Linked DNA regions of Homo sapiens: region 2 is linked to region 1. Evidence: read pairs that join two places in POLR2A ChIA-PET (ENCODE). Cell type or tissue: GM12878. All regions are shown on one strand. Links, peaks and the distances in the headings refer to the core of each region. The heading gives the core; the rest is flanking DNA. Region 1 has its middle 12 kb from the start of LINC02357. Region 2 overlaps SEL1L3 (SEL1L family member 3).

Evidence for each region. Peaks named below come from ENCODE experiments on the same cell type or tissue, not always from the same donor. Only the 100,000 strongest peaks of a DNase experiment are listed, where the experiment ranks them.
Region 2: POLR2A ChIA-PET joins it to region 1 with 5 read pairs; 3 of 35 experiments call an interaction of 5 or more read pairs at or near these places.

What each region holds. Positions count from the first base shown.
Region 1 is chr4:26,052,429-26,064,546 of GRCh38, reverse strand. No RefSeq gene overlaps it. Among named protein-coding and RNA genes, the nearest start is that of LINC02357, 12 kb to the left of the region's middle. RefSeq lists a silencer at 3,006-3,055. In GM12878, for the core only: CTCF peaks have their summits at 3,105 (motif pointing left) and 8,484; a DNase peak (open chromatin) is centred at 5,836.
Region 2 is chr4:25,839,673-25,851,790 of GRCh38, reverse strand. It overlaps SEL1L3 (SEL1L family member 3), which reads left to right. Exons shown (of 24, transcript NM_015187.5): 2 at 3,927-4,497. Among named protein-coding and RNA genes, the nearest start is that of SEL1L3, 17 kb to the left of the region's middle. RefSeq lists a silencer at 5,590-5,884 and an enhancer at 7,490-8,258. In GM12878, for the core only: no CTCF peak of the experiment used is centred there; no DNase peak of the experiment used is centred there; H3K27ac peaks cover 331 bases.

The sequences.
Region 1 (12,118 bases), core at 1,400-9,399:
GGTGAGAGGTGACAGCGTGCTGGCAGTCCTCATAACCCTCGCTCGCTCTCGGCGCCTCCTCTGCCTGGGCTCCCACTTTGGCGGCACTTGAGGAGCCCCCTCAGCCCACTGCTGCACTGTGGGAGCCCCTTTGTGGGCTGGCCAAGGCCCGAGCCCACTCCCTCAGCTTGCAGGGAGGTGTGGAGGGAGAGGCGCCAGCGGGAACCGGGGCTGCGCACTGCGCCTGCCGGCCAGCTGGAGTTCCGGGTGGGCGTGGGCTTGGCGGGCCCGGCACTCGGAGCAGCCGGCCGGCCCTGCCGGCCCCGGGCAATGAGGGGCTTAGTACCTGGGCCAGCGGCTGCGGAGGGTGTACTGGGTCCCCCAGCAGTGCAGCCCACCGGCGCTTCTCGCCCGGCCTTAGCTGCCTTCTCGCCCGGCCTTAGTTGCCTTCCTGCGGGGCAGGGCTCGGGACTGCAGCCGGCCATGCCTGAGCCTTCCCCCGCCTCCGTGGGCTCCGGTGCAGCCCAAGCCTCCCCGCGAGCGCCGCCCCCTGCTGCACGGCGCCCAGTCCCATCAATCACCCAAGGGCTGAGGAGTGGGAGCACATGGCGCAGGACTGGCAGGCAGCTCCACCTGCAGCCCCAGTGCGGGATCCACTGGGTGAAGCCAGTTGGGCTCCTGAGTCTGGTGGGGCCTTGGAGAACCTTTATGTCTAGCTCAGGGATTGTAAATACACCAATCGGCACTCTGTATCTAGCTCAAGGTTTGTAAACACACCAATCAGCACCCTGTGTCTAGCTCAGGGTTTGTGAGTGCATCAATCCACACTCTGTGTCTAGTTGCTCTGGTGGGGCCTTGGAGAACCTCTGTGTCCATACTCTGTATCTAACTAATCTGATGGGGACGTGGAGAACCTTTGTATCTAGCTCAGGGATTGTAAACGCACCAATCAGCACCCTGTCAAAACAGACCACTGGGCTCTACCAATCAGCAGGACGTGGGTGGGGCCAGATAAGCGAATAAAAAAGCAGGCTGCCCGAGCTAGCAGTGGCAACCCGTTGGGGTCCCCTTCCAGTCTGTGGAAACTTTGTTCTCTGCAATAAATCTTGCCGCTGCTCGCTCTTTGGGTCCACATTGCTTTTTTGAGCTGTAACACTCATCGCGGAGGTCTGCAGCTTCACTCCTGAAGCCAGCGAGACCACGAGCCCACCGGGAGGAACCAACAACTCCAGACAGGCTGCCTTAAGAGCTGTAACACTCACCGCAAAGGTCTGCAGCTTCACTCCTGAGCCAGCGAGACCACGAACCCACCAGGAGGAATAAACTCCAAACACATCCGAACGTCAGAAGGAACGAACTCCAGACGCGCCACCTTAAGAGCTGTAACACTCACCCGGAGGGTCCGCGGTTTCATTCTTGAAGTCAGTGAGACCAAGAACCCACCAATTCTGGACACGCTGGATCCAGGTGCTCAAAAAGGTATCAATTGGAATCACTCTCTATGTTCTGCTTTTTTCTCTGTGTTGCCTTCATCCTCACATGCTTTTCCAATGAAGAGGCCTCCACCTCTCCAGGCTTGCTTCCAGTAGCAACTACAGGGGGGATAAATTTTCTTCCCCAATAATTCTGGCAAAAAGTCTTTCTTTTGATTTGAGGCGGAGTCTCGCTCTGTCACCCAGGCTGGAGTGCAGTGGTACAATCTCGGCTCGATGCAACCTCTGCCTCCCAGATTCAAGCGATTCTCCTGCTTCAGTCTCCCAAGTAGCTGGGATTACAGGTGCCCGCCACCATGCCTAGCTAATTTTTGTATTTTTAGTAGAGATGGGGTTTCACGCATTGGCCAGGCTGGTCTCGAACTCCTGACCTCAAGTGATGTAACTGCTGTGGCTTCCCAAAGTGCTGGGATTACAGGTGTGAGCCACCACGCCCGGCCAAATTCTGGCAAAAAGTCTTTAGGGAACCATCTTTCTTCCACTGTCAATCCCCATCATTTTGTGGGGCTTCACCTGAAGAAGTGCAGTGAAGGCTGAGCCAAGGACAGCAACCGTCTCCTGCATATGTGTGTGATCAAGACCATTAATAACTGAGAGCTTCTGAGAATCTGCCAAAGGGCATGAGAACTCTCACATCTGCAGTTGCTAGAGTCATAAAAATAAACAACAACCCCTCAGATGAATACCAGTTATATGGTCACACATTGTCATGGAATTAAAGATGGCAAAATTCCAAATTGGAAGTCCTGGGACTTGCATGCATACTGGAAGGATTCCTGGATTTTATTTCGTTTTATCCTTGTTCTTCCTCCTGTCCCTGAGTTCCTCTTACTCTCCCTTCCTCAGCTTGTGCTGCAGACTCACATACACAGAGGTTCACATGCACACTTATTTTCCCCAGACTACAAACACACATACACAGAGACACACAAACATAGATACACACAGACACACACACACACACACTGTATGTGCATGTGTCTTCAGAGCGTTGGTAGAAGGGGCAATGGATTAGGGGTCATGAGGCCTGGCTTCTTGTTCAGCTCCAGTCTCTGTGAACTTGGGGCTGCCACCACCTTGCTCTGGGTTTCAGTTTTTTTCACCCGAAAAATGTGGCCTTGTACCAAATGATTCCAGACACCCTTCCCAGCTCCCCCATTGTTCTTAGTTCCCAGCTCCCCTCCCAATTTCCTCCCTTAAATCTACCTCCTGGCCCAGAGCCCTGGACTCCTCCCTGGCCTCAGCAGGGCTCCAGCCCAGGCCCAGCTCCAGGCCCTGCAGTGTGTGCCCCTGACCCCTACTGTTGACAGTGGCTCCCCAGGGCTCAGCTCACTGAGGACAGTGCTCCACTGCACTCTGCCAGCACTGCTGCAAATTCTTGGGCCTGTCCTTAAGAATGCCCCCCGCCAACTTCCTCCAATAATTCATGCCTCAAATGGGATTCTTGAGAGGCAAAAATGCAGGAAATCATATTAATATGCATTGAAATAAAACACAGCATGCACAAGGCAATATGGCATTATTGCCAAAGAAATACCCAAGTTGGCATCCAAGACCTTTGCCAAGCACCTTAGGATACCGCTCAGTTCACTGTCTTAGTGATAGTCCAAAGTCTGTCCGTGAGAGGGAGGCCATCTAGTGGTTAAGGGATGCACTTGTAGTGCAACAGGCCCAAGACTGGTCTGCCGCTTCCCTACTCTATGACCTTGGGCCAGGACTTAATCTCTCAATGGGCCTCAATTCCTTATAGCAAAATGGCGGTGATAACTACAGGCCCTAGTTACCTCCTGGGACTGTGTAAGGGTTAATAAGATCGTGTGTTTAAACCCCATAGCAGGCTCACCCATTGCTGATGATTCACATTTTCTAGAATCAAAAGCTGAATGGAATATTACAGAGCTGTTAAAAAAGAGAAAACACCCACGTAGCATTTCTGGGGGTGGTAAAATAATAATAATAACAAAAAAAGAGAAAACTCTTCATGTACAACTTGGGATATAGTGCCCAGTGACAAAAGGAAGGCAAAGAACAATTTGTGCTATTTCAAATCTTTTGTTTAAAAGAAAAGAGGAAAATGCAAATTTGGTTTACATAAATATAAATAAATCTGAATACACAATATGCACACTTTGTAAATTTGCATGAGAAAATAGTAGTCATGTTGACTTTTGGGAGAAAGGGAACTGAATGAGTGAAAACCAGAGATGGTTTCACTGTATGCCTCTTAATATATTTAATGTTTCCCAGAATTTTGCCCCATGCAAATATATTCAAAAAGTTGAATTTCAAAATGCTAGAAATAAAACAAAAGGCATTTCTATTTATTTGCTGAAAGTTGTAGGGTCCGGGGCTGGAAGGAGAGGGACTTCTGTGCAGGGTTTCGTTTTTGACTCTTAGGACAGGTCCAACAAACTGAGGAAATGCCACTTCTAGCCACCTGAGAAATTTACAAAGACTGAGAAATTTACAAAGAAATTTAAAAAGCTACTGGAACCCAATCTATGGTCAGGGATTCCTATGAGGGAGATGGAGCAAGTGATCTAGCATGTGATTCATTGCTGTCATTGGCATCATCACCATCCCTAGTATCAAATGGAATGTTGGTATGATGACTTAGTTTACACAGTGATTTCACATGTATCACCTCATTGGATTTCCCAGCCATACACTGAAGTTAGCATTCACGTTTTTATTGTTCTTCTTACTTTTATGGTCGGTAGCAGACACTGTCATTGCCCCTCCTTACGCCCTGGGTTCTCACCATCCCTGATGGCTCCTTACTGTAAGCACCAGTGGTCCCTTCCTGTCTCAGTCGGTTCTGGCTGCTATTTAAGAAAAAGAAAAAGAAAAAACACCAGAGACTGGGTGGCTTAAACAACAAGCCTTTATTTCTCACAGCTCTGGAGGCTGGGAAGTCCAAGACCAAGGCACCTGCAGATTGGGTGTTGGATGAGGGCCCGCTTCCTGGTTTGCAGATGGCTGTCTTCTCATTGTATTCTCACATGCTCAAAAGCAGAAAGAGTGGGCAAACTCTTGCGTCTCTTCTTATAAGGGCACTAACCCCACCCCAAGGGCTCCACCTTCATGACCTAATCACCTCCCAAAGGCCCACCTCCTAATTCAATCACATGCAGGGCTAGTGTTTCAACACAGGGATTTTGGAAGGATGCAAACATTCAGCCCATAACATGCCTAAGAGGTTTCTTCAGCCACAGGCTCTGGCTCAGCCTGTGCTAGGGACAGACCAGAGGTGCCAAGGAGCTAATGCCTCTAGGAGCAGCCCTTGCCCTGTGGCTGATGGCAGCTGGTAGCTAAATCCCCATGCTTCCTCCCCCCTTGGGTGGGACAGCTCTGAGGTGTGCTCCACAGTCTCTCAAAGATACCTACTGGGATTAGTTCCCAGTTGCCCTCCGTGGTGACCTAACCTGCTCAGTCAAGCTCTCTGGGTTGCTTTTCTGTCTTCTCTTTCCCATGTCTCCTCTTGACTCCCCTCCTGGCATTTCTCGTGATCCTGTCCAGAGGAGCTACTTGCTCTCCCATCTTGTCTCAGGCCTGCCTGTAGGAGAACCGAGCCCAAGTCAAAGGCACATCTCTAGTGAGTGAGCCATCAGGGACTGACCCAGTGCTGGTTGCAAAGCCCAAGCTCTGTCCACCCCATCAAGCTGCTGTCCTCATGGGCTCTCACAGAAGACAAAAGCCAAAACCAAGAGGGCCAGCATTCTCTTCAAAGCCCAGGCAGAGGAAAGCCACCGAATCAAGCACATCCATGAGCTCTGAGCATCCTCACATTCAAAGCAAAAGAAAACATGATGCCAGTTCACCAGCACAAGTATTTAAACCTGTCTTTCAGAACACTTTAAAATAGTTCATTTTTTAAAAAGCATTCATTTCACGTTTGAAAAATAACTAAATATTCATCCAGGCTTGTTCACAAATGTGCTACTTTCGTTTATTGAATGCCTTGCTTTCCTGTCAAAGAATTACATTGTCACTTAAAGTCCTCTTTCATTTTCTTACAAAATCAGATCATCATCTTGAAGGGAGCTATGTGGCAAGATTGGCAAGGGGGCCATGGAAGGCTTTGGAAGGAGCTAATATTTGGGCTGAGACCCTGCAGGTGAGTAGTTGGTCCAGCAGGCAGAAAGTTGGGATGGTGTTTCCCTGGCACAGGACTGGCCTGTGTGTGTGCATGGATGCCAGAGAACATGCTCCATGACAGCTGGGCTCTGAGCCAGCTGGAACAAGCAGAAGAAACGTGTGTGAGTGAACAGGCAGGCACGCCACACTCTGCCTCCCAGGCTATAACAAGAAAAAAGAGAAAATGAATGTCGAATGGGGAAACCACCTGGTTTCCTCTAGACCAAGAGTGGGGCCCTAAGGGCGAGCATGCCCTGGCACCCGCACTGAGCAGGGCTTTGTGCGACACCCTTGAGTCATCTGGGAAGGTTCTGCAGCAGTACTATCGATAGCTCTGGGACAGTAGAAGCCTTGTTAAAGACCCAATCTCCTCCATAAGATACTAACTATTGAGCTGGGGTCCGAGGGAAGTCCTTTAACCGGGTCAGGGGCCCATTCCAGGGACCAGGATGGATGATCAGGAGTGTTTTTGGTACTCATAGACTGGCTTGTGCTCTCAAATATTTTAAATGGTAGAGATGCAAGATCAGAAGTTTGGGCTGGGCATGGTGGCTCATTCCTGTAATCCCAGCACTTTGGGAGGCCGAGGCAAGCAGATCACTTGAGGCCAGGAGTTCGAGACCAGCCTGGCCAGCACAGTGAAACTCCATCTAAAAATACAAAAAATTAGCAGGGTGTGGTGGTGCACAACTGTAATCTCAGCTACTTGGGAGGCTGAGGCATGAGAATTACTTGAACCTGAGAGGCAGAGGTTGCAGTGAGTTGAGATCATGCTACTGAACTCCAGCCTGGAAAACAGAGTGAGACTCTTTTTTAAAAATAAATAAATAAATAAATGTAAAAAAAAAAAAGTTTGGAGGAACTGTTCTATGACACACTCAGCACATATGTTGTAACCGGTTGATGTGAGCCCCCGTCACTCTCTTGCTCCCTCTCTTGCCATGTGATGCGCCTGCCCCTACTTTGCCTTCCACCATGAGTAAAAGCTTCCTGAGGCTCCCCCTAGAAGCTGAGCAGATGTTGGTGCCATGCTTGTACAGCCTGCAGAACCATGAGCCAATTAAACCTCTTTTCTTTATGAATTACCCAGTCTCAGGTATTCCTTTCTAGTAACATAGAAATGGACTAATGTAGTTATATATTTTTTAAAGGTATTGTATTTTAAAAACAGCAGCAATAGTGATAGGAAGCTTGGACTTCCCTGGACAATCTGAGATTAAGTGTAGGGGATCTTGATCTCCTCAGCATCTGACTATAGCTTCCCAGGAAGCTCTGATTTCCATCTGTGCGTCCAGTGACCCCATAGGTGTTGGCCCCACCCCAGTTTTAGGAAGAGAGCATGCAATCCACACCAAGCCAATCAGTGGGCTGCTGCCTTGGCCACAGGAATTGGTTAAAATGGCAGGACCTAATCTAAGCAAAGTGAAGTTCAGGGCTCGTGTTTAGAAATGTGGGACAAAGGCATTCTCTGTCTTCTTCAGATGAGGTCTGGCTTCTGGATGTGAGGATTAGAGCTGCTGCAGTCATTTTTGCTACCCAGAAGGAGGCCACCCTAAAAACAGTTCACACACGGAAGAGACTGGTGCTGAGAAAATGTTGGGAAGGAGAGTGGACTGGGTGCAGTGGCTCACACCTGCAATCGCAACTACTCAGGAGGCTAAGGAGGGAGGATTGTTTGAGGCCAGGAGTTCAAGACCAGCCTGGGCAACATAGGGAGACCCCTATCTCTAAATGAAAGTGGGAAAAAATGGCTGGGCACAGTGGCTCACACCCGTAATCCCAGCAGTTTAGGAGGCTGAAGCAGGCGGATCACTTGAGGTCAGGAGTTCGAGACCAGCCTGGCCAAAATAGTGAAAACCCATCTCTTCTAAAAATAGAAAAATTAGCCAGTTATGGTGGTGGGCACCTGTAGTCCCAGCTACTCAGGAGGCTGAGGTGGGAGGATCACTTGAACCCAGGAGGCGGAGCTTGTAGCGAGCCAAGATTGAACCACTGCACTCCAGCCAGCCTGAGTGACAGAGTGAGACTCTATCTCAAAAAAAAAAAAAAAAGGGTGGGAAAAAATTATCTGGAAATGGTGGCATATGCCAGTGGTCCTAGCTACTTGGGAGACTGAGGCTGGAGGATCACCTGAGCCCAGGAGTTCGAGGCTGCAATGAACCGTGATCATGCCACTGCACTCTAGGCTGGGCGATAGAGCAAGACCCTATCTCAAAAAAAAAAACAACAAAAAATTCAGTGTTGGCCCTAATCATATTTAGACGCTCTGGAACAAATTGTGCCTGAGATTACCTTCAATTTGGACTTGTGGATTACATAACCTAATCAATGTACTCTCTCAGATGAGCCCCAGCCAGGAAAAGAGAAACCACAGTAGATATTTCAAAACAGGAGATTTAGTAAAAGAATTTTACACAGTGACAGATGAAAATGAGGATGCTGCGATAACTCGGGAGTAGGTTACTCCTAGGGCTGGCAGAAAAGAGGGGAGAGGGTGATTACCAGAGGAGGGTCTCATGATGCTGGTGCCGGGCTCCTGGGGGGAAACTGCATAGCTTGTGTTCAGACCACTGAAGAGGAGGGGGCATGATTTGACAGATGCTCGCACCCCCAGGGTGGTGGGCCAGGAATTGCTCTGATGCCCACAGTGAGTAGGTGAGGAAGCTGTCAAGCTTCTCCTCCACCCCCTAGGTCCCAGGCTGTTGGTGGGCTCCAGCACCTCTGCAGGTGCATGGTGAGGGGCACCTGGGAATGCTGAATGGAGCTGGCAAGTGGAGCTCACCGTCTGCTCCTGCTAGAGGGACACTGCCAGGAGCTGAAGGACAACAATGAGGTCCTTCTCCTCTTCTCTTGCCCCAGTCTCCCTCTAGTGCCTCCTGTGGGCATAGTCTGTCAATTGTGGCTTGCAGAGTACCCTTCTGGCATCACAGGGCAGTAGGGTGAGCTTAGACATGACAGCCGAGAGGTAAAGGGCGGGTCTCACCAGCTCCCACTGGGCTTCCATTCCTTGCATCCGGCTGGTACACTTGATTATCATAATTACCGCAATTAGAGCCTTAGCCCATTTTTCCTTGGGCCATAATCTGGAAACCATTTTGATCGTCCTAAATTCTATTTACTTTCAAATCTTCTGTGGATAGCTGGGGCGCCCATCTTCCGGCCTCTTGGATGAGAAGACCAAGCTCAGGGAGGCCAGATACCAGCTTCACTCCAAGTTGACCACTTCCATTCTGGAAAAGCTCCCAGAGCAAGGAGACTTCAGGACCCACTGCAAGAGGAAACCTGAGGCTCCTTCTTGGGGTGGGAATCGGAAGAGGATGTTTTCTGGTTACAAGAAACAGAAAGCCTGCCTCAATTGGCTTAAACAATGAGAAAATACAGTAGTCTCCCCAATCCACGGTTTCAAGTTCTGCAGTTTCAGTTACCCACAGTCAACTGTGGTCTGAAAATATTAAATGAACAATTCCAGAAATAATTTATAAGTTTTAAATTTTGCACCATTCTAAGTAGCTGATGAAATCTCTCATAGTCCTGCTGTGTTCTGCCTGGGACATAAATCATCCCTTTGTTCATCATATACACACTGTAGATGCTGCCTGCCCCTTAGTCACCATCTTGGTGATCAGATGGCCCCAAGTAGCCATCTTGGTGATCAGAACAACCTTCGAGGTAGCACAGCGCTTGTGTCTTTTCTTTTACTTAATAATGGCTCTAAATTCAAGAGCAGTGATGCTGACATATTTTTATACTCGCTTTATTTTATTATTATTGTCATATTAGTCCATTCTCACACTGATGATAAAGACAAACCCAAGACTGGGTAATTTATAAAGAAAAAGAGGTTTAATGGACTCACAGTTCCACATGGCTGGGGAGGTTTCAAAATCATGGCAAAAAGGCAAAAGACACATCTTACATGGAGGCAGGAAAGAGAATGAGAGCCCAGCAAAAGGGGTTTCCCCTTATAAAACCATCAGATTTTGTGAGACTTATTCACTACCATGAGAAGGGGATGGGGGAACCACCCCCATGATTCAATTATCTCCCACCTGCTCCCTCCCACAACACATGGGAATTATGGGAGCTACAATTCAAGATGAGATTTGGGTGGGGACACAACCAAACCATATCACCTACTGTGCCTAATTTATAAATTGAACTTTATCATAGGTATATATGTATAGGAAAAAACATAGCATATATAAGGTTCAGTACTATTGCAGTTTCAGTCATTCACGGGGGATCTTGCAACATATCACCTACACATAACGGGGGATACTGCATAACATCTCCCATACCTGGAACGCTGGGGTAGGCAGTTTCAAGGAAGGTTAACTCCCCAGCTGAACTATACCATGGAGAACACTGGTTGTTTCCATCTTTTCTATCTTGGTCCTCAGATTGGTTCTTTGGGTAGTCCCCTGGCTTGGTTACAATGGCTGCCTCAATTCCAAGCATGATATCTGGATACTGCGTCAGTAGCACCATCTTTTCTTTGTGTCTTTTTTTCAGATCTAGGAAGCCTTTCCCCCAGGCTCCACTATTGGAGTCCCAGGTCACATGTCCATCCCTGATCCCGTCACCATCAAGGGGAATGAACCACAACTGGCTCAGACCAACCAGGATTCACTCTCAAGCTGGGAATATGGTATTTACATAAGTCAGAGTTTGATAGAGAGACAGAAAGTGGCTCTACATATAAACATGCAATGAGAGATTTGTTACAGAGGTTTGACCCTCTGCAGTTGTGGGAACAGGTTCAACTGTCTCTACAGTGCTGTGGCTGTGGCTGGAAGTCCATGGGGTGGGAAGTGGAGAAGAGGAGATGGATGTCAAGTGGAAAAGAGCAAGGACAAGCTGGACCCCATGAGGATGATCTCCATGTGCTGCAGGAGAAATGGGTGTCCTTTGTCACTGAGCTCTGCCACGGCCTTCAGGATGCTGAAGAAGGATCCAGGCAGAGGCAAAGCACTTGCAGGCCCGCCCACCACACTCTGACAATGAAATGAGCCTGGCGACACTGCCTGACCTTTGGAGCTTGACTTCTGCCCTCCAAATCTCAGGCAAGATATCTCTTGTGGCAGAACTGGAAACATACAAGAAAGTGGACTCCAGAAAACTACCATCAGCCTAGCCACACCAATACATGACAAAGCCATCATCGTGACCATCCCTGAGGAGTGATTCCTGAACAAGACTGGGGTGCTGTAAACAAGAAGGAAGGGGAGAATAGATCTGGGTGAGGCCACCCAAAGTGTCTGTGCCCCAAGAGGATCAGTTTTTGCTCGTACTGGAATCTAGTGTTAGGAGGGGTTTGTGTGTGTAAAGTTCACACGAAGATGAGATAAAACAAAACGCATAAATGGAACGCTGTCTCCCTCAGTCTCTCTCTCTCTTCCTCTCTCTCTCTCCTTATCCCCAAAGGATATCTTTGGGGAGAATAAGGTCCTCTGGGCCTATCATGGGCCAACCTCTGGCAGAAAACACTCAAGAAGAATAAACTCATGCCTTCAGCATTTAGTGGTGTGCCTGCCCCACCTCTGAATCACGCCACCCTGTCCACTTCCCCTGCTTGGATCCTGCTCTCTCCACTTCCTGTTCTCATTCCACAAGCACACATTAAGCACCAACTGTGTGCTGGAGGCATTGGTGGCAAGATGAGAAGGAAATGAAGTGGAGCTCCCTCTCTAGGGGGGAACTTCCTTCCTCTGCCCCAAATGGCCCCTCCTTCTACAAACCCGCGCAGATGTCATCCCAGGCACTCGAGCAAAATCCCCAAGGCCCTGCACACGTCTCTGCATGGCTGTAAGTGATTATCTGAAAGCATGTGTGTATGTGGACATGCCACTTTGTTTTTAATGAACGCTTTATTTTTGTTGATCCCATCTTCCCCCTGGAGCACATAAGAACTTTGAAGGTTGGGTTTCTGTTTTCCCCTCTGCTTATAACTACGTGCCATGTGCAGGGCGGCTGTGCTCAAAAGGGAGAAATCCAATAGGATTTTGTTTCCAAAGACAACAAGTAGCATTTTCCCAGAGCCTTGGAAGATGCAAAATGTGTTTTGTACATACAAGCTCCTCTGTTCCTGACATCCCACTCTGTGTGGTCCCTGACACACCTGTTGTTAGCAGTCCCTATTACCGTCTCATTCTACTGATGAGGAAATTAAGGCTCAGGGTGGGGCAGGGGTGGGGTGAGAAAGTTGTAGAAGCTGAGCTCCATCCAGCATGCTCCTGCATCTTGGGGTCCATACTCAGAACCCCAGGTGCACTGACCCCTGGGGTCTGTGGGTGTGAACGCATTGTTACACATTTCCTGGAGGCTTATTCGATGGTGGGCACTGGGCTATGGCTTTCCACACTCTAGTACTAGGTAACACTATATTATCTTCTCTTTTAGTGAGGAAACCAAGGCTTAAGGAGTTTATATAACTTGTAAGTGGCAAAGCTGGAGCTTCAATCTAGGTCTTTCTAATACCAAAATGCATGTCTTTTACTCTTATGTCAACT
Region 2 (12,118 bases), core at 1,269-9,268, 210 kb after region 1:
CAGTCTCCCCAGTAGCTGGGACTACAGACATGTGCCACCACGCCCGGTTAATATTTGTATTTTTAGAAGAGACGGGGTTTCACCATGCTGGCCAGGATGGTCTCGATCTCTTGACTTCGTGAACCGCCCACCTCAGCCTCCCAAAGTGCTGGGATTACAGGCGTGATCCACCATGCCCGGCCCACTTTGACCTTTTAGGACAGTTGCTTTCTCCTCACCTACTTAAAAAAAAATTGTGTAGTACACAATTCAAAAGTTAGGGAAGGATATACAGTGCATCTTTCTCTCTTATTCTGTCTCCTGGTCACCTCATTCTTATCCGTGTAAGCAACCAGTGATATGTGTATTCAAGTGACTATACACATGTACATATATATGTGTGTGTGTGGTGTGAGTGTGTATTTAATCCAAATGGTATTTCTGAGTCTGTTTTTTAAAAGCAAGCAAAAAAATGGGAAGTGACTGCCAGTGGGTACTGGGTTTCATTTTGGGGCAATGAAATGTTTGAAAATTGATTGTTGTAATGATTGATTGTTGACTAACTCTGTAAATCTACTAGAAAACGTTGCAATTTACACTTTCAGTGTGTGAATTGTGTGGTGTGAATTATATTCCAACAAACCTGAAATTTCAAAACCTGGGCTGGGCACAGTGGCTCACGCCTGTAATCCCAGCACTTTGGGAGGCTGAAGTGGGTGGATTACTTGAGGTCAGGAGTTCGAGACCAGCCTGGCCAACATCGTGAAACCCCATCTCTACTAAAAATACAAAAATCAGCCGGGTGTGGTGGCAGGTGCCTGTAATCCCAGCTACTCGGGAGGCTGAGGCAGGAGAATCACTTGAACCTGGGCGGCAGAGGTTGCAGTGAGCCGAGATTGCGTCACTGCACTCCAGCCTGGATGACAGAGTGAGACTCCAACTCAAAAAAAAAAACAAACAAACAAAAAAAAGAAAACCCTGAAAATTCAAAAACAAACAAAAAAACCAGACAGAAAACCCTTTGCGATCATTCCATTTTCTGTACGTGAAGAGCTTCCTCCTTTTAATAGCTGTATGGTACTCCATGAGTGGATGTACTATTTTTATTTAACCAGCTCCCTCTTGATGAGTTTAGGCTTCCCTATCTCCTGCAATTGCAAACTGTACTGGTGTGAAAATCTACACAAACATCATTTTGCACAACTTTCAGTGTATTAGTAGGTTAAACTCCTAGTAGTGAAATTATTGGTCCAGAGGGTGAGTGCATTTATAATTTTAGTAGATATTACTTGATTGGCCTCATAAAGATTAGAGATTACTGCCACCAACAATACATAAGAGGGCATGCTTCCTACACTCTGGTCAGTACGATGTGTTATCTGACTTTTTGATCTTTGCAAATCTAGTAGGGAAAAAATGGTATCTCAGTGCAGTTTCAGTTTGCATTTATCTTACTATGAATGAGCATTTACTTGTTGATTAGCTATGTCATTTGCTCATTTTTGTATGAATTGTTAGCCTTGTTTCTAATTGACATTGACTATCAGTTGCTTTAAAAGGGAGACACCACCCCCTTGTACAGAAACCTTTGTTGATTCTTTGCTGTCGGTAGAATAAAAGTTCACATTCGTTGGGCTGGGACTCAATGTTCTCCAGGGCCAAACTCTACTTTTCTTTTTAACCTCATACCTGCGTGTCCACATAGCTGCTTGCTATTCCCCAAGTACACCTGCATTCCCCTGCCTCTTGCCCGGCTTATGCTGTTCACACCCCTTGCAGTGCCTTTCCCTTGTGTCTCTACGTGAAGAACTTCTTTTCGTCCCTCAAAGCCCAACTGAGATACCGTTTCTTCCATAAAGCCTATCCCAGACCTTCCAGTTAGAATTATTCTCTCTCAGTGCTATGCACCCTTGGGCTTGTTTACAGTTTGATGGGAACACTGACCACGTTTCGCCTGTATTGCCATTATTTATAGACACGATTCCTTGATACCAAATTTCATGTCTTGTCCATCTTTGCCTCTCCCGCAGCTCTAAGTCAGAATTGAAAAAAGGAGTCCTTATTTTTTTCCTCAGAGGAGACCAAAGTGACTTTTTTCTTTTAAATTGTGGTAAAAATATGCAAGCATTAAAATGTACCTTTTTAATCATTTCTAAGTGTACAGTTCAGTGGTGTTAAGGACATTCCCACTGTTTTGCAACCAGCACCACTTTCTGTCTCACTATTTCATCGTCCCAAACTGAAACTCTGGACCCATTAAATCCTAACTCCTCAATCCCCTCTTCCCTTAGGCCCTGGTAACCTCTTTTCTCCCTTCTGTCTCTGTGAGTTTGACTACTCTAGGTGCTTCATGTAGGCGGATGATATAATGTCTGTTCTCTTGTGTCTAGCTTGTTTTCCTTAGCCTCATCTCCTCAAAGTTCATCCATTTTACAGCATACATCAGAATTTCATTCCCTTTTATGGGCTGAATAATATTCCATCCCATGTATATACCACATTTTTTCTACCCATTCATCCATGGATGGACCCTTGGGGTTGCTTTTGGCTAGCGTGAGTAATGCTGTTATGAACACGGGTGTACAAACATCTCTTCAAGTCCTTGCTTTAAATTTTTGGGGTGTATATCCAGAAGTGGAATTGCTGGGTCTGATCATACCATAATTCTTTTTTGAGATGGAGTCTCACTCTGTTGCCCAGGGTGGAGTGCAGTGGTGTGATCTTGGCTCACTGCAACCTCCACCTCCCGGGTTCAAGTGATTCTCCTGCCTCAGCCTCCCAAGGAGCTGGAATTACAGGTGTGCACCACCTTGCCCAACTGATTTTTGTATTATTAGTAAAGACAGGGTTTCACCATGTTGACCAGGCTGGTCTTGAACTCCTGACCTCAAGTGATCCACCCACCTGGGCCTCCCAAAGTTATGGGATTGAAGGCATGAGCCACCACGCCCAGTCTGATCATATGATAATTCTGTGTCTAATTTATTTGAGGAACTGCTATACTATTTTCCATAGTAGCCACACCATTTTACATTCTCATTAAGAGTGCATAAGGGTTCCAGTTTCTCCACATCTTCACCAACACTTGTTATTTTCTCTCTGTGTGTATGCGTTGTGTGTGTTTAATAATAGCCACCCTAATGGATATGCAGTGGTCCAAAGTGACCTTTTTCTATTGTGTTTTGGATACTTGAATCACAAAGTCATATTTAGGAGAGCTCTTAGCACTCACATATCAGCACCTCATGCTCAAAACCTTGCATTGATTTCATGACCAGATAAATAAACATTCAGCTAAAATCCTTCTTGGTGCATGTAGCATTGTCTGTGGTGAAAGAATCAGACAACACAGCCCATCGTCTGAGCTTACTTGTGTGTGACCAGGAGCAATAGAAGCCTCTTGCCTGTCCATATATCATGCAGGCTTGCCCTGGCTTCAAACTTATGGGAGAAAAAGGGGCCAGGTTGGCATCCCTGTTATGTTCCCTCGAGGGTGCACTTTTCACTTTTCTGCCACCCTTTGATTTGGTAGTGTCTGACCCACCATTTAAAGTCAGGACAATGGTTTGAAAATGTCTGAAGCTGCATTGTCTCTGTTTTATTCTAAGGCAGGTTCCCTTGCTACTGGATTTGTTGTGAACCAACTTCTGCCTTTGAAAACCAACTCTGGAATTATTGCCATGTAGATGTGACAGTCACATTCTGATCAGCAGATGTTACTGTGTCTGGGGAGAGAGTTTAATGTGGCCTCATCTTCCTTTGTATTTGTGTGTTGGTTTTTCCCCAATTCTTCAGTAGTGGTTTTGACATCTTTTATCTCCCGCATTCATTCATTGCTTTATGTAGATTGATATTTTTTTATCCCAGGAAAATAATGATTCAAGTATCTGTTATGATGAGGATTTTTAAACTTTCTGTATTTCTTACTTTCTTTTTCTTTTTTTCAGAATGTTGTACCATCTTTGGGTAGGCAGACTTCCCTGACGACATCAGTGATACCCAAAGCTGAGCAGAGCGTGGCTTACAAAGACTTTATTTATTTTACTGTCTTTGAAGGAAACGTTCGCAACGTTTCTGAAGTCTCGGTTGAGTATTTATGCTCTCAGCCTTGTGTTGTCAATTTGGAAGCAGTTGTTTCATCTGAGTTCAGAAGTAGCATTCCCGTGTACAAAAAAAGGTGGAAGAATGAGAAACATCTTCACACCAGCAGGACACAAATAGTACATGTGAAATTTCCAAGCATTATGGTTTACAGAGATGATTATTTCATCAGACATTCCATCTCTGTATCTGCAGTGATAGTACGCGCCTGGATTACTCACAAATACAGTGGCAGAGACTGGAATGTTAAATGGGAGGAAAACTTGCTCCATGCTGTAGCAAAGAATTATACCCTCCTGCAGACCATCCCGCCTTTTGAACGCCCTTTCAAAGATCATCAAGTGTGCCTTGAGTGGAACATGGGTTATATTTGGAACCTTCGGGCAAACAGGATTCCACAGTGTCCTCTGGAAAATGGTAGGTCATCTATCTTGCTAGGAACCTAATTCTCATTTTTTCAGATAGCCTGTATCATGATCGAATGGCAAGAGAAAATTCTTCTATTAGCGAAGGGGGATACAGGGAAGATGGAGGGACACAATGAGTCTGTAACTTTGGAGTTTGAAGACAAAAGGAGAAAAATTAAAAGGGGAAGAGAGGAGAAAGATTAGGAGAGAGCAGGACCAAAGATGAAAGAACAGAACAGAGGAGCTGAGGAAGGTGGACTTTGAGAGGGTTAGATCTGCTTTAAGCTGGAAAGGAGTATTCATGCCACCGAAACAAGGATTGGGAAAATCTTCCCACTCACCTTCCAACAAGCCTGCTAAAGTTTCCTCTTTTTTTTTTTTTTTTTTTTTTGAGATGGAGTCTTGTTCTGTTGCCCAGGCTGGAGTGCAGTGGCGAGATCTCACTCGGCTCACTGCAACCTCCGCCTCCCAGGTTCAAGCAATTCTCCTGCCTCAGCCTCCCGAGTAGCTGGGATTACAGGCACCCACCACCATGCCAGGCTAATTTTTGTATTTTTAGTAGAGATGGGGTTTCACCATGTTGGCCAGGCTGGTCTCAAACTCCTGACCTCAGGCGATCTGCCTGCCTTAGCCTCCCAAAATGCTGGGATTACAGGTGTGAGCCACCATGCCGGGGCCTCTATTATTTTTAAGCAGAGTGTTTTATCCTGGAGGAGATGAGAACCTAAAGGAACCCTTCCAACAGAAAGGGAGGTTGTACCACAGAATGGTAACCTCTGGCTGGGCCTGATTCCTGTCCTGCCACTTTCTATCTCTGTAACCTTGGAAGTCTCTGAGCCTCAGTTTTCCTATCTGTAAAATGGGGATAACAAGCAGTTCCTTCAGAGCAGTGCTGTGAGGACTAAATGAGATGTGATTGCTCAGCACATCATCAGCACTCAGTGAGAAGCTGTGATGATGATAGAGTCCACACTCTGCATTTTATCCTAAATGCCACATGGTCACAGCCTCAGCAGGACCAATCCCGGAGGCTCCAAGGCCCTTCTGCAGCCTCCCTTAAGCCGTGGGGCTGGAGATCTCAGGCATGTGCTGAGAGGCGGCACTCTGAAGTTCTCTCCATTGGTGCAAGGAGCGCCTTGCTCTGTGGATGCCGAGTGCCTGCCAGCTCTTCTTCTGCCCCCTCAGTGGGGAGCCCTCCCCACACATGCGCCCAGTTGTTTCCTCAACTGTGGCCCTAGGACCACCTGTGACAGAATCACAAATGCTTGTTGCAAATGCAAATTCCTAGGCCCAGTCCTTCATCTACTTAGTCAGGATCTGCGGGGGTGGGGGAAGGCTTGGAATCGGCATTTTAAACACCTTCCTCACGACTCTAATGCACCCTAAAACTTGAGAACCTGTGGGCCAGGGACAGAGCTGGTTGGACTTAGGATTGCTATGGTTCCCGTGTCCCGACCCCCAGCCAGGCTTGGCAGGCAGAGGACATCCATGGATTTGTGGCAACAGACCCTTCCACAGGAAGTGCCTGACATTTCATCAACAGGATGGGTTTGGGACAAGGTGACTTAAGGACATGCACTCTAAGTTTTTCCTTTAGTGATCAATTTCTTGTCATCTCTGGGATGTGATTTCTGTTGGGCTATCTTTGGGGGAAATAATGACTGTGGCGATTTCTTGGTACTGTCCCAAAACAGCTCTGCATATAATGAAAACTGAAAGGACCTGTGTCACCATACATGATAGTTGGTCAGAAGCCACTTACCCTAGAACTGGCACATTTGATATTTTTCAAAACTTTTTCTTGTTTTGAGACAGGGTTTCACTCTGTTACCCAAGCTGGAGTGCAGTGGCACGATCATAACTCACTATAGCCTCAACATCCTGGGCTCAAACAATCCTCCCACCTCAGCCTCCTGAGTAGCGGGGACCATGGGCATGTACCACCACACCCAGTTTATTTTTTTATTTTTTTGTAGAGATGGGGTCTTCCTATGTTGCCCAGGCTGGTCTTGAACTCCTAGGCTCAAGCAGTCCTCCCACCTTGGCCTTCCAAAGTGCTGAATTAAAACTATTTTGAAATAAGTATAGATTCACAGAAAGTTGCAAAGGGTACAGGGTCCCTGTGTATCCTCACCCCCGCTTCCTCATTTTCCATAACTACAGTGCAAAATCAAAATTGGGGAAGTAATGCTGATCTAATACTGTTAACTGGACTCCAGACCTTACTCAGATTTTACCACTTTTTACAGGGGGTCCTGTGTTTGTGTAGATCTATACAATTTTAACCTACATTTTAATAACCCTGTCTGTCTGGTTTATTCTGCATTTGTGCAGTGCTTTAAATGAAAAGATGTCTAGAAGATGAAAGTAAATTCCCTTTCTGTGTGTGTGCACATAGTGGGGAGGGTGGGATGGGTAGTTAAATGTCTGAAAGCAGTCAAGTCAATCATTTTGATGATCAGTGTGCCTCCCTCTTCCAGGCAGAGCCCCATGCAGGCATCTGTCTGGAATACCTTCCACAGGGCCACCTAATTTGTTAAGGGGAAGATAGCGTGGGGCACACACAGCCACAATTTGCTGTACCTCCGACTTTGTCAGGGATTAATGATTCCATTTCATATTTGACAAATCATGTATTTCTGATTGAAGAATGACTGAATTGCAAGCTGGAAGTTTCCAAATGAAATCATTTAACGAACTGGCTCAGTTCTTAGGGCACCTGAATATGCCCTTAAAATGTGAAACGTCTTTTCCTTCTTTTGTTGTTTCTTCTCATATTCACAAGGCTTAGGAACAGCACAGTGGGATTTTTCTCCTCACCTGCTTCAGAGCATTACCTTAGGAGTGAGAATTAAACCATAACGCAGAGAAAACCCTTTCCCAAGAGTTAAAGTCACTGAAAATGGTGGGGAGCTCCATGCACCCTCAAAATAAGCTCTGATTACAAGGCTGTGATTTGTTTACCGAAAAAGGGGCACACATTCTTCCTTCTCCAAAAGACAGATCACAAGAGGGTCTGCAGCAGTCCCATGGAAAACATCCATGACCTTTGTTCTGGATCTGGGCTGTGGGGATAGAAGGGGGCCAAGCCTCTGGTTTGTTCTTAGCAGGGGCTTCTTGATGAACAAGAATCAAGTCAGAACAAGATGGCATTAGTGAGGCTCCGAGCTGAGCCACAGGGGGCCTGTCATGTATGGTCCCTGTCTCAGCCAGCACTGATGTGGGGTTTCAGGGAAGGTTTTCTGTGTCAAGTGCCTGGTGTCCTACGATGGCCCTGCCTCTGAACTGAAGTACTCCCTGACTTGCTTTCATTTTCCTTTTCATGTATAAAAAGAGTCAAAGTCCCTGTGCCCGGGCGTTCTGGAAGTGTGCTTGGAGGGCCTCCATCGCTGGCTTTGCCAAGGCTCCCGAGGCGAGGGCCACGTGTGTCCAGACACGGCTCTCAGCAGCTTATCTCCTTTGCCAGGCCAGACCCGGCCAGGCCATGAGGCTGATTTTTGGTGGAGACGCAGCAGACGTTTACCCAGCCCTGCAGGGAAAACCTAACCCAGATGAGAAGTCGGTAGCCATTGGGAACACGTGTGTGCCACGACTCGGCCACATGCCCCCGGTGCACGTGTTACTGCTGCATTCTGGGTGTGGGGGGCATATGTAGCCATAGGCAGACTGTGGATCTACCTAATGTGGCTTATTTCCTTGAGGGAGGGGACTGGGCGTTTCTGTTGTCCCTCCCAAATCACATGTGTGCCTGACTCACGCTGGAGTCACAGAAAGAAAGGAATCAGCCATGCAGGCCAGTGACTTGGGCCCCAGACCTGGGGACCCACCTGGACTTCTCTTCCTGTCATACTCTATTTTGAGAGTCACCTAGTGCTGGCTGTATGTGTCACATATTCAGTCCCTTCTTGCATTTCTCACCACGTGGAGTGCCGTCATCCTGGTCTAAGCCGTCATCCTCCTGTCTGGACTCCTGGCACTGCCTGCAAGTGGCCACCCAGTTTTGCCCGTCGTACCCTCCTCACCCCCCACCAGCAGCCAGTGCAAGGTGATTGCATCACTGCCTGATTAAGCCCCCCAGTTCCTCCCATAATCCACTGATCCCAGTTAAGATCAACCCATGCCCCTTACTCTGTGGGAATCTGTCCCTGTCCCCTTGCAGCCTTGTGTCCCACCACGCACACCCTTCCCCACTGCTTCCAGCCACAGGGGCCCGCTTGCTTCTCCTGGAGCATACCAAGTTCATTCTCACTTTGGGACATCTGTGTGACTGCTCCCTCCACCTAAGATGCTCTTCTCCCAGATCACCACATGGCCACTTCCTTACCTCACCTACCCCTCTGCTCCAATGCCATCTCCTTATCTAAGACAGCAGGCCCACCCCCACCGCCCTGCCTGTCATTGTCCACCTTCATTTTCCTTCCTGGCCTGATCACCACTGGACAGTTTCAGTAAATATCTTTAGTTGCCTATGTGCCTATTTCCTGGCCCACACTGGAGCACAAGCTCCATGAGGCCAGGGGACTTGTTTGCTTTGTTCTGATGCTGATCATAGGCCCCTGCACTCATGACTACTTGTTGATTGAATGAATGCTCTTAACCAAGAGGGAAGGACAGTTTGTGAACATCACACACTGATACCCTTGCAGGGCTGTGTTGCCACATGAGGGAGGGTGTGGGGGTGGAGGTGGCAGTGCTCCTTCCCTAGGGCCACTGCACACACTCCACAGCTTCCCAGACAAACCCACCAGGGCTGCGCTAGTTAAGGCTGCAGGCTCCTCCTGTTCAGGGATTCTCCTTTGCAGCCACAGGTAAGCTCAGCTTCCCCTTTGTGGTTTAAGTCTTTGATTCCCCACCCCTATGTCTTTGCTAAAGCAGTTTCTTTTCCTTAGAATAGCTCCTGTTCCGCCCCGACTCCCCCTGCCCACGAAGCAACACCGCCCCCCACTGCCACTTTCCATGTCTGCTTGGCAAAATCATGCCCCTATTTCAACAGCCTGCTCAAATTTCTAACACTTTTCTAGCCCCCACCCTGAAGTTTTGTTGAGTTTTTTTTTTTTTAATTTCCACAACCAGAAATTAACTTCATAAATGCTGGCCATCAGAATGCTGTGTTGGTACTGCTCCTATGACACGTATCATGATTCATTCAATTAAACAAAGATTGACTGAGCACCTACTATGTATCAATTTCTTTACTGAGTGTGGAGGCTTAAAGATGAGGACAAAGCCACCCTCTTTAACATGGCTACCAATAGTTACAGTCACTTACTGCTACTGAACATTTGCTATGTGCCAGGCACTGTCAAAGTGCTTTATGTGGTTTACGTGGTTATCTAATTTTTTTGAGACAGGGTCTTGCTCTGTCACCCAGGCTGGAGTGCAGTGGCGCGATCTCAGCTCACTGCACCCTCCGCCTCCCAGGTTCATGCGATTCTCCTGCCTCAGCCTCCCGAGTAGCTGGTGTTACAGACACGTGCCACCACACCCAGCTAATTTTTGTATTTTCAGTAGAGATGGTGTTTCGCTATGTTGGCCAGGCTGGTCTCAAACTCCTGTCCTCAAGTGATCTGCCTGCATCGGCCCCCAAAGTGCAGGGATTACAAAGTGCTGGGTGAACTACAGCGCCTGGCCCGCTGTTATTTAATTTAATATGCCCAATATTCCACCAAGGAGAAAACAGAAAACTGACTCAGAGAGATAGAGTAGTTTGTCTAAGTTTGCACAGCTATTAATGAAGATGCTGGAGTTTGAACCTGGATAGTTTGGTTCCCAAACCCCACACTTATTCATTAGGCTAAACTACCAGGTGATGTCATGAAGCTATTTATTTATTTTAAGTCATTCATTCACTGAAAAAAAGTTCCTGAGCAATCTGTGTGTGTTAAGCACTTTGTGTGGCTTCTTCAGAGGAGGTGACATTTTGACAGAGACTTGAAGGATGTGTAGAGTTTTCATGGATCAAAAAGGAGGGGCTGGGTGCAGTGGCTCACGCCTGTGATCCCAGCACTTTGGGAGGCTGAGGCAGGCAGATCACTTGAGGCCAGGAGTTAGAGACCAGCCTAGCCAACATGGTGAAAGCCCATCTCTACTAAAAATACAGAAAATTAGCCAGGCATGGTGGCATGCATCTGTGGTCCCAGCTACTTGGGGGGCTGAGGTGGGAGAATTGCTTGAATTCAGGAGATGGAGGCTGCAGTGAGCCAAAATGGTGCCACTGCACTCCAGCCTGGGTGACAGAGCAAGACTCTGTCTCAAAAAAAGAGAAGAAGAAGGAAAAAAAAAAAAGGAATGAAAGAAGGACATTGAGCTTTCAGGCAGAGGGGAAGGCATAAGCTGTGGCACACAAAGGAGAAAATTCCGGATTGGGAAATGGTGATAAGCCTTTGTTCCTTGACGGGAAAGATGGCAACAAGGGCTTCATCTCACAGGCTAGCTTGTGTTGCTTGGGGGTGGCTGCCTAGAGCATGGTGTTGAGTAGGATTCTGAGGATGAGTCTGCACTTACTGAGAAAGAGTGCCATGTCCATCAGTTACTGTCTGCCATGGAGTGGAAATGTGGACTAGCAGCACACTTGCTGTGGTTTATTTTCCAAGGTATAATCTCAGGTGTGACATGGGCAATTCAAGAAGTAAGACTGGATAAGCAGTTTAGGAACACTCTTGGAAGGTTCTTAAATGCCCTAATGTTTAGCTTTATGAACACTTCTCTGATCTTCCCTCTTAAATAAGAAACTCTGGGGCAACATGGCAGTTTTCTTCTTCTCCACTCTTTTCGTTTCAAAAATGCATTCTCATCTTCAGATCCAATGGACTGGAAGTATGATTTTTTATAACAAAATTTCATTACAACAAAATGATTGAAAGTTAAGTCAAGTGTTGGAACCAGCCTTGACTTGTCTTTGTGAAAAAAAATGGTTTATGCAGCAGGACTATTCAAGTCAATGTCATGATAGTACTTTTAGTAGTTATAAACTATATATTTGGCATTAAAAAAAACAGACCTAGTTCCTTTTTTTCCAGTTAATCATGGTAGTCTGAATTTTTCAGTAATAACACTAATTAATGCCTAGCATCTACATTCCCCTTTATGATTTTTCGAAACACTTTTTTCACACACATTGTCTCATTTAATCCTCATAATAGTACCATGGGAAAGACAGTATTATTCTCAACCTTTCTTTAACAAAGAGGAAAACCGAGGCTCAGGGAGTTTGTTTAACTGGAGTCCAGACTTCCTGATTCTTTTGACTTTGCTATGCCGCCTCTCTGAAATATGCTAATACAGTCCTAACCCAGGTTCTAAATTAGAAAGAATACTTTTTTTAAAGTTGAATTTTTATCGATGTGAATCATCCTGTTTTCTTCACCCACTGGACTTTGTGTCTTTGAAGCGGATTGGGCAGACTTGGAGGCCGAGGGTGGGGAGGCCTTGGGATGTAGCTGGCTCCTTCTATATGCCTGCCCGGAAGTGCTCAGAGCTTTTGTTCTTTTCTTTCGTAGACGAAAAAGTAATACGTGTACACGGTAACAATAAAAAAATTTAAATAGCGTGAAAAGGTTTAGGGGAACGAGTAAGTTTCCACACCCCTCCCCCTCGAATCTTCTGGTCCTTTTCCCAGAAGTAAATTCATT